2 separate regions of the Homo sapiens genome follow, and region 1 is linked to region 2. A link is an interaction called in ENCODE POLR2A ChIA-PET data of the cell type or tissue named here. Cell type or tissue: MCF 10A. All regions are shown on one strand. Links, peaks and the distances in the headings refer to the core of each region. The heading gives the core; the rest is flanking DNA.

Evidence for each region. ChIA-PET counts read pairs that join two places held together with the same protein. Peaks named below come from ENCODE experiments on the same cell type or tissue, not always from the same donor. Only the 100,000 strongest peaks of a DNase experiment are listed, where the experiment ranks them.
Region 1: POLR2A ChIA-PET joins it to region 2 with 5 read pairs; 2 of 35 experiments call an interaction of 5 or more read pairs at or near these places.

The regions. Positions count from the first base shown.
Region 1 is chr17:62,978,768-62,984,149 of GRCh38, reverse strand. All of the region lies in intron 1 of TANC2 (tetratricopeptide repeat, ankyrin repeat and coiled-coil containing 2), which reads right to left. Among named protein-coding and RNA genes, the nearest start is that of TANC2, 15 kb to the right of the region's middle. In MCF 10A, for the core only: no CTCF peak of the experiment used is centred there; no DNase peak of the experiment used is centred there.
Region 2 is chr17:62,776,253-62,781,634 of GRCh38, reverse strand. All of the region lies in intron 3 of MARCHF10 (membrane associated ring-CH-type finger 10), which reads left to right. Among named protein-coding and RNA genes, the nearest start is that of MARCHF10, 29 kb to the left of the region's middle. In MCF 10A, for the core only: no CTCF peak of the experiment used is centred there; DNase peaks (open chromatin) are centred at 1,144 and 2,444.

The DNA of each region.
Region 1 (5,382 bases), core at 194-5,193, 200 kb before region 2:
TCAGTAATCAGAAAAATTGAATCAGTAAAAAGTCTCCCAGCAAAGAAAAGTCCAGAACCAGATGGTATCACTGCTGAATTTTACCAAAGCCTTAAAGAATAATTAATACTAAGAGTTCTCAAACTATTCCAAAAATTGAAGTGGAGGGAATTCTCTCTAACTCATTGTATAAGGCCAACATAACCCTAATACCAAAACCAGACAAAGACACAACAAAAAAAGGAGACTACAAGCCAATATCCCTAATGAACATAGAAGCAAAACTTCTCAACAAAATACTAACAAACCAAATCCAGTAACACATCAAAAAGATAATACACCATAATCAAGTGAGATTTATCTCAGGAATGCAATTATGGTTCAACATACACAAATTATTAAATGTAATAAATCACAGTAACAGAATAAAGGAGCAAAACCATACAATCATCTCAACAGATGCAGAAAAAGCATTTTTAAAAATTCAACATCCCCTCATGATAAAAAAACTGTCAATAAATAAGGTATAAAAGGAAGTACCTTGACACAGTAAAGGCCATATATGACAAACTCACAGCTAACATCATACTGAATGGGTAAAAGCTCAAAGTTTTTCCTCTAAGAACTAGAACAAGACAAGAATGCCCACTTTCACTCTTATTCAACATAGTACTGCAATTCCTAGCCAGAGCAATCAAGCAAGAAAAAGAAATAAAAGGCATCCAAATTACAAAGGAGAAAGTCAAACTGAACCTGTTTGCAGATGACATGATCTTATATGCAAAAAAATTTTAAATTAAAATAAAAAATAAAATAAAACCTAAAGACCCTACCAAAAACTCATAAAATTGATCAACGAATTCAATAAACGAATTCAAACGAATTCAAACAAATATCAGTAGTACTCTATACACAAACAATAAACTAGCTAAAAAAAATCCAGAAGGCAATTCGATTTATAATAGCTACAAAATATAAAATACTTAGAAAGAAATTTAACTGAGGAGTTGAAGACCTCTATAAGAAAAACTACGAAATACTGATGAACAAAATTGAAGAGCATCCAAACAAATGGAAAAATGTCTTATGCTAATGGAAGAAGAGTGTTAAAATGATTACCCCAAACAATCTATAAATTCAATAGAATCCCTACCAAAATACCAATGACATCCTTCACAGAAATAGGAAAAAGAAATCCTAAAATTCGCATGGAATCACAACAGTCTTCAAATAGCCAAAGCAATTCTGAGCAAAAAGAACGAAGTTGGAGAAATCACACTACCAGACTTCAAAAGATACTACAAAGCTGTAATAACCAAAACAGCATGGTACCGACATAAAAACAGACACATAGACCAGTGGAACAGATAGGAGAACCCAGAAATTAATCCATATATCTACAGCCAACTGATTTCTGGCAAAAAACCAATAACATACATTGCAGAAAAATCTCTTCAATAAATGGTGCTGAAAAATGGTGGTAGCAACAACGCATTAGAGGTCCTAGTGGGATTAAAGGATTATTGGAGTCAGGGTACTAAAGGGAGAAAGACTGAAAGACAGCAAGTGGTGGTCAGAGATTGGGATGCATGAAACTGAAATTATGGGGAGGATGCAGCTATTAGTCAAGATCTAGGGTATGACTATGGGAGTGAATGGTTGAGGTAAATTGGAAGACAAATTCATTGAAGGAAATAAATTCAAAGGACTGAAAGATCAAAATGTTGAAAAAATATCTACATGATCAAAATTACCAAGAATTAACATTAGAAATAGTATTGGTAAGGTGGGGAGAACTAATTTTTTTGTTTTTAAGTATAAAGGGGGAATCCTGTGTAATAGAGAATTTTGCTGAACCTTTGTCCCCAGTTCCTGAAAGGTAGTCTCTAAATCCTGGGAATTTCCTGAGTGTCTTTGTTATTCATGGTGAGCTCTGATTATTTATGCTAACAAGATGACTCATGATAGGTCCCTAAATAGTCTGTGGTAATAAAATGATGCAGGATAGGTGCTGGCTATGCTAGAGAACCCAGCCACATAATTAAAGAGTTGAGATTTTGACCCATAGGAGACTGACCAAGGTGGGGCAGGGAGATGAAGACTTACTTCCATCAGCGGCCAATGATTCAATCAGTCATGCTTACACATGAAATGCCACAGAAGATTGTGGACACTGTGTAAACAACGTATGATTTGCTACATGTCTTTGTGCCAGGAGGGTGATGTATCCTGACTCCACAGGGAGAAGACATCAGAAGCTTCACATTTAGGAGTCTCCCGGCCTTATGTGTCTCTTTTTGGATGATGCTGATTTGTATCCTTTATGACACAATTAAGCCATAATCAAACCTACAGTGCTTTCCTGTTCTATCAGTTGTTCTAATGAATTATCAAACGTGAGGGAGTAGCAAGAATCCCTAAATTTTAGCTAGTTGCTCAAAAATGAGGGTGCCTCTGAAATCCCCCAAGTTTGCAGCTAGTGTTTGAAGAGTAGTCTTACGGAGGACTGTGCCCTTAACTTGTGAAGTCTGGCCTAATTCAAGGTAGTCAGTATCAGAAATCATTGTAGGGAATGCCCTACAATGAACCAGGAGATACAGTCAACAACAATAAGAGGTTGTAGGTAATATAGTCAGATGACATGAGATACAAAGCTAGAGACTTTCAGGGAAGAAAGAAGGAGAATAATGTGAAAGCTGCAAATGGGGAATAATAGGTCTAGTGGTCTGAGAGTTATGTTCACAGCAATGCAGAAAAGGAGAAAAGAGGAAGAATTACAGGAACATATCCTTGAGAAGGTGAGGGGGGGTAGGTTCTAATGGACAACTGAAGGAAATGACCTTCAACAGAGAAAAAGACAGTTATTTCATAATAAGATTGGTAAAGATGCAGGTGGTGGGAAGATTATTTCTATTTTCTTAATGAAACAGAAAGCAAGGTCATCAGCTGAGAGAGAAGATGGAATGGAAATACTGACAATGTGAATGCAAGGGAAAGATATAATCATCTAAGCAATGGGAACGTGAAAGAACTAGAGTTAACAAGACAGCTGGGCAGCACTAAACCATGAACTTAAAGTCATTAAGTACTAGCCAAGAATTGAAAGTCAACATAGCTGTTTGCTCGAGCCATATTCACCTACAAGTATACAGGTATAAAACAGATGGAGTTGGTTTTCATCAAGGTTTGGCCAAGCAAGAACAACTCAGGGAGAGAAGTCAAGAGGGTTGAAAGTAGACTCAGAAGAGCAAGTGTAATGACAGGCTTTGGGAACTCAGCTAGTTGGAAAAGGAAATGAGGATATGAGGGTACGATGTAACAGAAAAGGTGGCAAATGAGAAAGTCCCAGTGAGATGAAAGAATTAAGACTCTTGGGTACTAGAAGTAAGCCAGAAAAATAGGAGGTGGTAGGTGGAGAGTAAAATGTCAGAAACTGATAAAGAAATCAGAATCTCTGGGAGTGAGTCCTAGGCATCTATAGTTTTTCAAAGCTCCCCAGTTAATGCAGATGCCCTGAGAGTTTAAAAGCATCTGCACAGGATATGCCACAGAGTTGAATGGCTAAGATAAATCAATGGAGGAGAGGAAGTCAGGAAGCCAGAGTATTGCATGTTAAGTATTCTTTACCCAAAATGCTTTGGGCCAGAAGTGTCTCAGATTTCAAATTTTTTTCAGATTTTGGAATATATGTACCACAGAGCATCCCAAATCTGAAAACCTGAAATCTTCCAATGAACATTTCCTTTGAGTTGTCATGTCAGCACTCAAAAAGTTTCTAATTTTAGAGCATTTCAGATTTTGGATTTTCAGATTACAGATAACCTATATGAAAAGCATCTGTATGGATCCTGAAATCACCAACAACTACATGACTGGAGTAGTGGGAGAGAGCCCAGAAGTCTAGATGCAGCAATAAGAAACAAACAGAACATCTCTGTTCCCAATAGGAGGAGCCACCACTAAAGAACTCTTCAGGGGAAGGAGTGCCCTCAGGAAGAGAGCTCAGTTTCAGGTACAGTAAGGAAATCAAGGTATTGTTTAGAGAAGAGGTTAAAAAGAAACGGTGTTTTACAGGTGACTGACAATAAACTCTAAAAGGCACAGAGGAAAGGTTTCAGAGTCACACAGTGGTGAAAACTGGGGTCAGACAAGAGAGACGAAGGAAAGAGAAGGTTCAAGCCAAACTAGTGGAGGAGAATAAGGCCAGGAAATCTCAGAAAGCAAGCTGCCATTCACTCATTCATTCATTTATTTATTTGAGACAGGGTCTCACTCTGTTGCCCATGCTGGAGTTGCAGTGGTGCTAACACGACTCACTGCAGCCTAGACCCTCCCAGGCTCAAGCTATCCTCCTGCCTCGGCCTCCCATGTAGCTGGGACCACAGGCATGTGCCACCACACCCAGCTAATTTTTAAAATTTTTTGTGGATACAAAGTCTCACTTTGTTGCCCAGACTGGTCCAAACTCCTGGCCTCAAGCAATCCTCCCACCTCAGCCTCCCAATACTAGGATTACTAAAGGCGTGAGCCACCGTGCCCTGCCTTGCCACATTTTTTAAAAGTACAGAAAAGCAAGAGAAGAGAAAGCTCTGTAAATTTAAAAAATGCTTTCCTAAACCCAGCCACACTCTAAAATATTTTTAAAATTTATTTCAAATAAAAATGAGTCCCAGAAAAGTATCAAGGTTAATCTCATACGAAGTTGCTAGTATAAGAAATGAGAGAATAGGAGTAGAATATCCCTACAGACAATGAAGGCATGCCAGAAAGACATGCCCATATAACAGACCAAAACTGTTAACATGCTATTGCAAAATAAGGTAAAAGATCTTTACTTTAAAGAATAAGACCAAAAAAAGAGAAAAAACTGGGGTCAGAAAGGCAGAAACACAGAACTATAAAGACAGGAATTACTGGCAGCATTGGGTTTCTCATGATATAAAAGGGATAAAGTATACCGTGAGATTAAACCTGAAAATCTCAGGGCATATAAGGATGGTAAAACTGCATGTATAGAAGACACTTATAAAGAAAGGAGAATCAGACTTTTCATCTGCACAAAAGGCTTGAAGACAGTGGTATAACGTGTACATGCTGCATGAAAAAAAAGGATTATGATCCATGAATACTATGTCTGGTCAAAATACCTTTCACTAATCAAGATAAAAGACATCTTCATTCAAGTAAGGATTAGGAAATTATGCCATATACATTCTGGGGAAATTATTCCAAAATTTTATTAAATGCTTTGCTGGCATCTATTGAAATCAACATGGGGCTCTTTTTTCCAGTCTCCACAACTCCCACAGTTGCAGCCAGCAGTACAGATATGGCCAAATCCAAGAACAATATCACAGAAGACCAGTCCTGAAAATGGCACAGAAATGGCTTCAAGACATTCAG
Region 2 (5,382 bases), core at 194-5,193:
CTCACCACAACCAGTGGCTCTAACTGCTGGTTATGCAGCAGTTGGATTTCATCTAAGTCCAAGATGAAGCAATACCTATCAAGCCTGCGCTGAGAAGTTCTTTAGAGTGGTACTTCCTAAATACATTTACAGTCGTGGCTTGGCATAGTAGAAAGCATTTATGAAAGGCCAGCTCTGCCTCTCATTACAATGTGAATTCAGGCAAACCACTTGCAAGCACTTCAGTTTCCCATCAAGGAGATACTTATTATGCATATCTCGTGGGATCATTGTGAAAACGAAGGAGACTTCTAAGTGGCACACTGACATTACAGTACATTATAAACTGCCTTGGTGTCCAAATATACTTGCAAGTGATGCTCCAACAGGTATTGGTGGAGGAGAAGGTTCTGAGGCTTCTAGAATCCCTCAGCCCAGTCCCAGGCCACATTTTTAAAAGCCAACCTAATATGGCAACTTAATTTTAGAGCCTTTTCAGAGTTACGTACAACCCTGTGAACTGTTTCATCAGATTGGAATTTAACAGGGAAATAAATAGTGGCTCTGCATAACCCACTAGAAAGTGGGTAATTTAGTAGACTAAAAAGCAAAGAGGCTTCTGGATATACGGAGAAAGCAACGCCCCTCCTTCCCAGGCACCGGCGAGACCGCTGCTGGCCCAGAGGAGCTTGCTGTGATTGACAGAGGCACGGAAGGAATTTTGTCCCCACGAACCTTCACAGAGAGGGGACAGGAGCCCCGATTTCCCCATAGAAGATGATGAAAATGATTAATTGGCGCAGGACATGGTAAGCCGCAAGCTTCTAGAAAGCAACACATCACGGGCCCTTCTCATCTTTCCAAGATCCTGTATCCTCACTGGAAAGGACGTCGTTCCAAATGCACAAGCCTCAAGGACTGAGAACACGTTCTCACTGCATTTACTTCATGGGGAAGAAAGGTAGAGATCACTGTCAGTTTTTTAAGTGCACCATTTGCTCTGCTAATAAAAATAAGATTCTAGTCCTTTCACTGGTGGCAACCGAGTGCTAAATATTTAGATTCCAGGTCACCAGGACTCAAGGTTACATCGGAAGGAGGCGTAGGCAGTGAACCTGATACCGAGAAGCAGCTGGCAGTGCCCCAGGCCTGGCCCAGTGTGCTGTTCACATCAATGAAGTCACTTGACTGTACCAGCAAGCAAGGTGCGCCTCCAGAGGAAGGCTGTTACCCAACGTAAACACTGTAATTGTTTTGTTCATAAGAATCCACACGAATTTTAGAGATTAACATAAAAAATAAAGTCTTTTCAAGTAGCCTGCAATGGCTTAAAAAGTCAGAATGTCCAGCCATGCATGAGAGCAGCAAAGGTCTAAAACTGTGCCTTTCAATACAGTGGCCACTAGGCACATGTGGCCATTAAACTTTAAGTTTAAATTAATTAAAATTAAATGTACTGTGTAGATCCCTAGTGGCACTAGCCACATGTTACACACTCAAGAGCACGTCTGGTCAGTGGCTGCCATATTATTTTTTGTTTTTTGGTTTGTTTTTTTTTTTAGACCGAGTCTCGCTCTGTCACCCAGGCTGGAGTGCAACGGTGAGATCTCAGCTCACTGCCACCTCCACCTCCCAGGTTCAAGCAATTCTCCTGCCTCAGCCTCCCGCATAGCTGGGATTACTGGCACCCGCCACCACGCCCAGCTAGTTTTTGTATTTTTAGTAGAGACAGGGTCTTGCCATGTTGGCCAGGCTGGTTTCAAACTACTGACCTCAGGTGATCCACCCGCCTCGGCCTCCCAAAGTGCTGGGATTACGGGTGTGAGCCACTGCACTCAGCCATCCGGCTGCCATATTGGACCATGCAGATCTAGGACACTTCTGTCACTGCAGAAAGTTCTGTGGCACAGCACAGCTCCAGATTATAGTCAAGCTCAAAAACAAAACAAGACCCCATGAGCCAGGGAAGGGTTTTGTTTCCCAGAATCCAGCCCTGCATAATCCATAGCACAATGCTTTGCATACTGCGGCTCCTAGCAAATATTAGCTCTCGGGTGACTCAGCTGTCCGTGGAGGCTGGCTCGATTTGCATTTTGTGTTTTTCTATGACCTGGGTATATCTGCATGACTCCTTTCATTCCCTATTGATTCATCCTATCGTGTCCGTGAAACCTTCAGCTTCTCCACTTTCAAACGGCTCTTGGGGAGACATCCTCCCATTAATCTGTCAATGTCAACCCACTGACACCCTTTACAGTGTCATGAAAGCAGCCACGGCTTAGGATGTGGCATATGTGTTCCATGAATCATGCTTTTAATTTTCTCTAATTTCTGCTTGCCCATTCTCAGATTCCTTGTGGGTCGGGCCTCTTCTTTCTGGCCCTAGGCCTGTGTGCTGATGAGGCAGGTCGCGCATGCACACGCTGGTTCTAGCTGCCAGGGGGCCCCACCCTGGGAGGCTGTGAGTCACCCTTAACACCTGGCGTGGTGTTCTTCACAGCCGCCCTCTTGACTCTAGCTCAGATTCTGCGCCCTCGAGGTGCACTGGGTAAGAACGCAGCTCTGCACGCAGCATCTGGAGCCTGAAACGCACGTCATGGAGAGAGAATGTGCAGCCCACGGTTTGACAAGTGCAGATCTGTGGGAATTTTCCTTTGAGTTTGTTTTCCATTTTAGCCGTTGCTCTGTTCACCGTGGCAGGTCCCACAAGCCCCTCAGGCTCATGGTGCTGAATACATCATCATCTCCCCTCAAATTGTTTCCTCTTCCTGAAGTTCTTATTTCTGCCCAAGCCAGAATCCTGGAAATTATCTTAGACTCTGCCTTCTCTTTCTTCTGCTCCTCCTCCTACTTCCAGCAATCAAACACTGAAACCTGACTGTCTCCTCTCCTCTCCCTCAAATCTGTCCACTTTTACCTGCCTTTGTAGGGCCCTCTCTTTTCTTGTCTGGATTTTTTTTTTTTTTTTTTTTTGAGACAGAGTCGTGTTCTCTCACCCAGGCTGGAGTGCAGTGGCGTGATCCTCACCCTTCTGAGTAGCTGGGACTACAGGCGTGCGCCATGATGCCCGGCTAATTTTGTGTTTTTAGTAAAGACAGAGTTTCACCATATTAGCCAGGCTGGTCTTGAACTCCTGACCTCAAGTGATCCACCCGCCTCAGCCTCCCAAAGTGCTTGGATTTGTCTGGATTATTGTCATTTCCCTAATGATTTTGTCTTTACTTTTCCCCTTACAGGCAGTCTTCCAGGCTGCTATAAGAGAGATAGATACCTCTAGGATCAAATTGGATCACAACACTCCTTTATTAAACATTCTTCAGTGGTTTCCCATTGTCTTTGGGATCAAATTCAGATACCTTCGCAAGGTACCCAAGGCCCTTGTGTGCCTGACCCCTGCCTACCTCCCGAGCTCATCTGCCCAGCCTCTGTGCACCCTCAACTCTGAGGGCACCTCCTCTGAAAAAAGTTTCTGGAGCTTCTCCTGGGGGTTGAATGGTTTTGCTCGTCCTGTCTTTGTATTCTTAGAACACCCTCTGGGCTCATGCCCACCATGGGGTACATCTTTCTGTCTGCCTCCTCCCTTAGGCTGGGAGCTAGTCAAAAGAGGAGGCACTGTTTGTGGTTATATTTCCAATGCCTAGCACATAATAGGAGCTCCATGCATATTTGATGACTGACAGTTGTGATGCAGGGCAGGTGAGCCCCAGCCTTGGGACTTAGCCCAGGAGGGTTGTTGGCTTTGCCCAGGAAGGTATTCAAGGGGAAGCCGGTGGTGTTAGGCAGCAATTTTTATTGAAGTGGTGGTGCACAGCAGCAGCAGACAGACTGCTCCTTGTGGAGTAGGACTACCCCATAGGCAGTGTGCCCAGAGTGGCAGCTCAGGGCCATTCTCAAATCATATTTATACCTACTTTTCTTTTTTTTTTTCTTTTTTTTTTTTTTGAGATGGAGTCTCACTTTGTAACCCAGGCTGGAGTGCAGTGGCAGGATCTCGGTTCACTGCAAGCGATTCAGGTTCAAGTGATTCTCGTGCCTCAGCCTCCCTAGTATCTGGGATTACAGGCACCCACCACCATACCTGGCTAATTTTTTGTATTTTTAGTAGAGATGGGATTTCACCATGTTGCCTGGTCTCAAACTCCTGAGCTCAGGTGATCCACCCACCTTGGCCTCCCAAAGTGCTAGGATTACAGGCATGAGCCACTTCGCCCAGGCTATACCTACTTTTAATAGCATGCAGATTATGCAGAAATTTCTAGGAAAAGGTATTAACTTCTGGGTCGTTAGGTCATTGCCATGTAAAGGAGTGTTAACTCCCAGGTGTTGCCATGGCAATGGTAAACTGACATGGCACATTGTTGGGCATGTCTTATGGAAAGCTGCTTGCAGCCCATCCCCGTTTTATCTAGTCCTCAATTTGGTCCAGTGTCTGAGCTCCACCTCTTACCTTGATTGCAAGAATGTTTTAGGAATGTGCACCTATCAAAAGTTGTAACCATATCGCCGTAATAGCCAGAATAGGGATCCTTACTGTGGGCAAGAGAAGAAAGGGGATAATGTGACTTGGAGTGGAGAATGCTCCATGACCTGGCTTGAAATGATTGACGGGAGAATGGTTTGGTAAGGCTGCCAATCTGCAGTGGCCATTTGGGCTAGAAGATTAGTCAGTTATGATCAGACCCTCTTGAAACCCCGGAACAAGTGGTGACCAGAGTAGCCAGCCAGCTAAATAAAGCATTCTTTTCCTGGCATACCACTCTACAGAGGGACAGATGGCTTCTTTAAAACACCAGGTTCCTTTGGTCACAGGTAGGCAAGGATGCAAAGGCATAAGAATGGCAGGGTTGTAGCTCTGAGTAGATGGAGGAAACTCAGAACGGCCTGAAGTTGACCCAGGACTCACTTGTACATTATAAGGGAGGTCATCTTGTTGTGGTTGAAGATTCCGCCAGATAACTCACCAGACTGAACTGGCTATTTCTTTTATGATCAGGTTATAGAGTAATTGGAATACTGGTGTGCAAACCCCTCTGTAGGCAGACCAGGGTGCTGGAGATCTTCAGCAGCATTAATGCAGCAAACAAGTACTAGCTATCTTGGGCAAAGCCAGCAGCGCTTAATTTCTCCTTCATTTCTGTGCTTCGTCTGAGTTCCTCTAGGTAATTTTAAAATAGGGCATGACATTAAAATGGGAGAACCGTCCGTTTGAATTGCAGATGCTTCCAGAAAGTTGTCCTGCCTTTTTCAACGCACAGGCAAGACAGCCTCGTCCTTGCACGAGGGTGATCCTGCCATGTGGCCGGGTTGATAGAAGCACCAATTGTTATCCCAGCTCAGTGAATTGTTGGTGCAGAGGATTGGTGACCTCTGACCCAAAGGGTTCCCTGTGTTGATTGGTCTTAG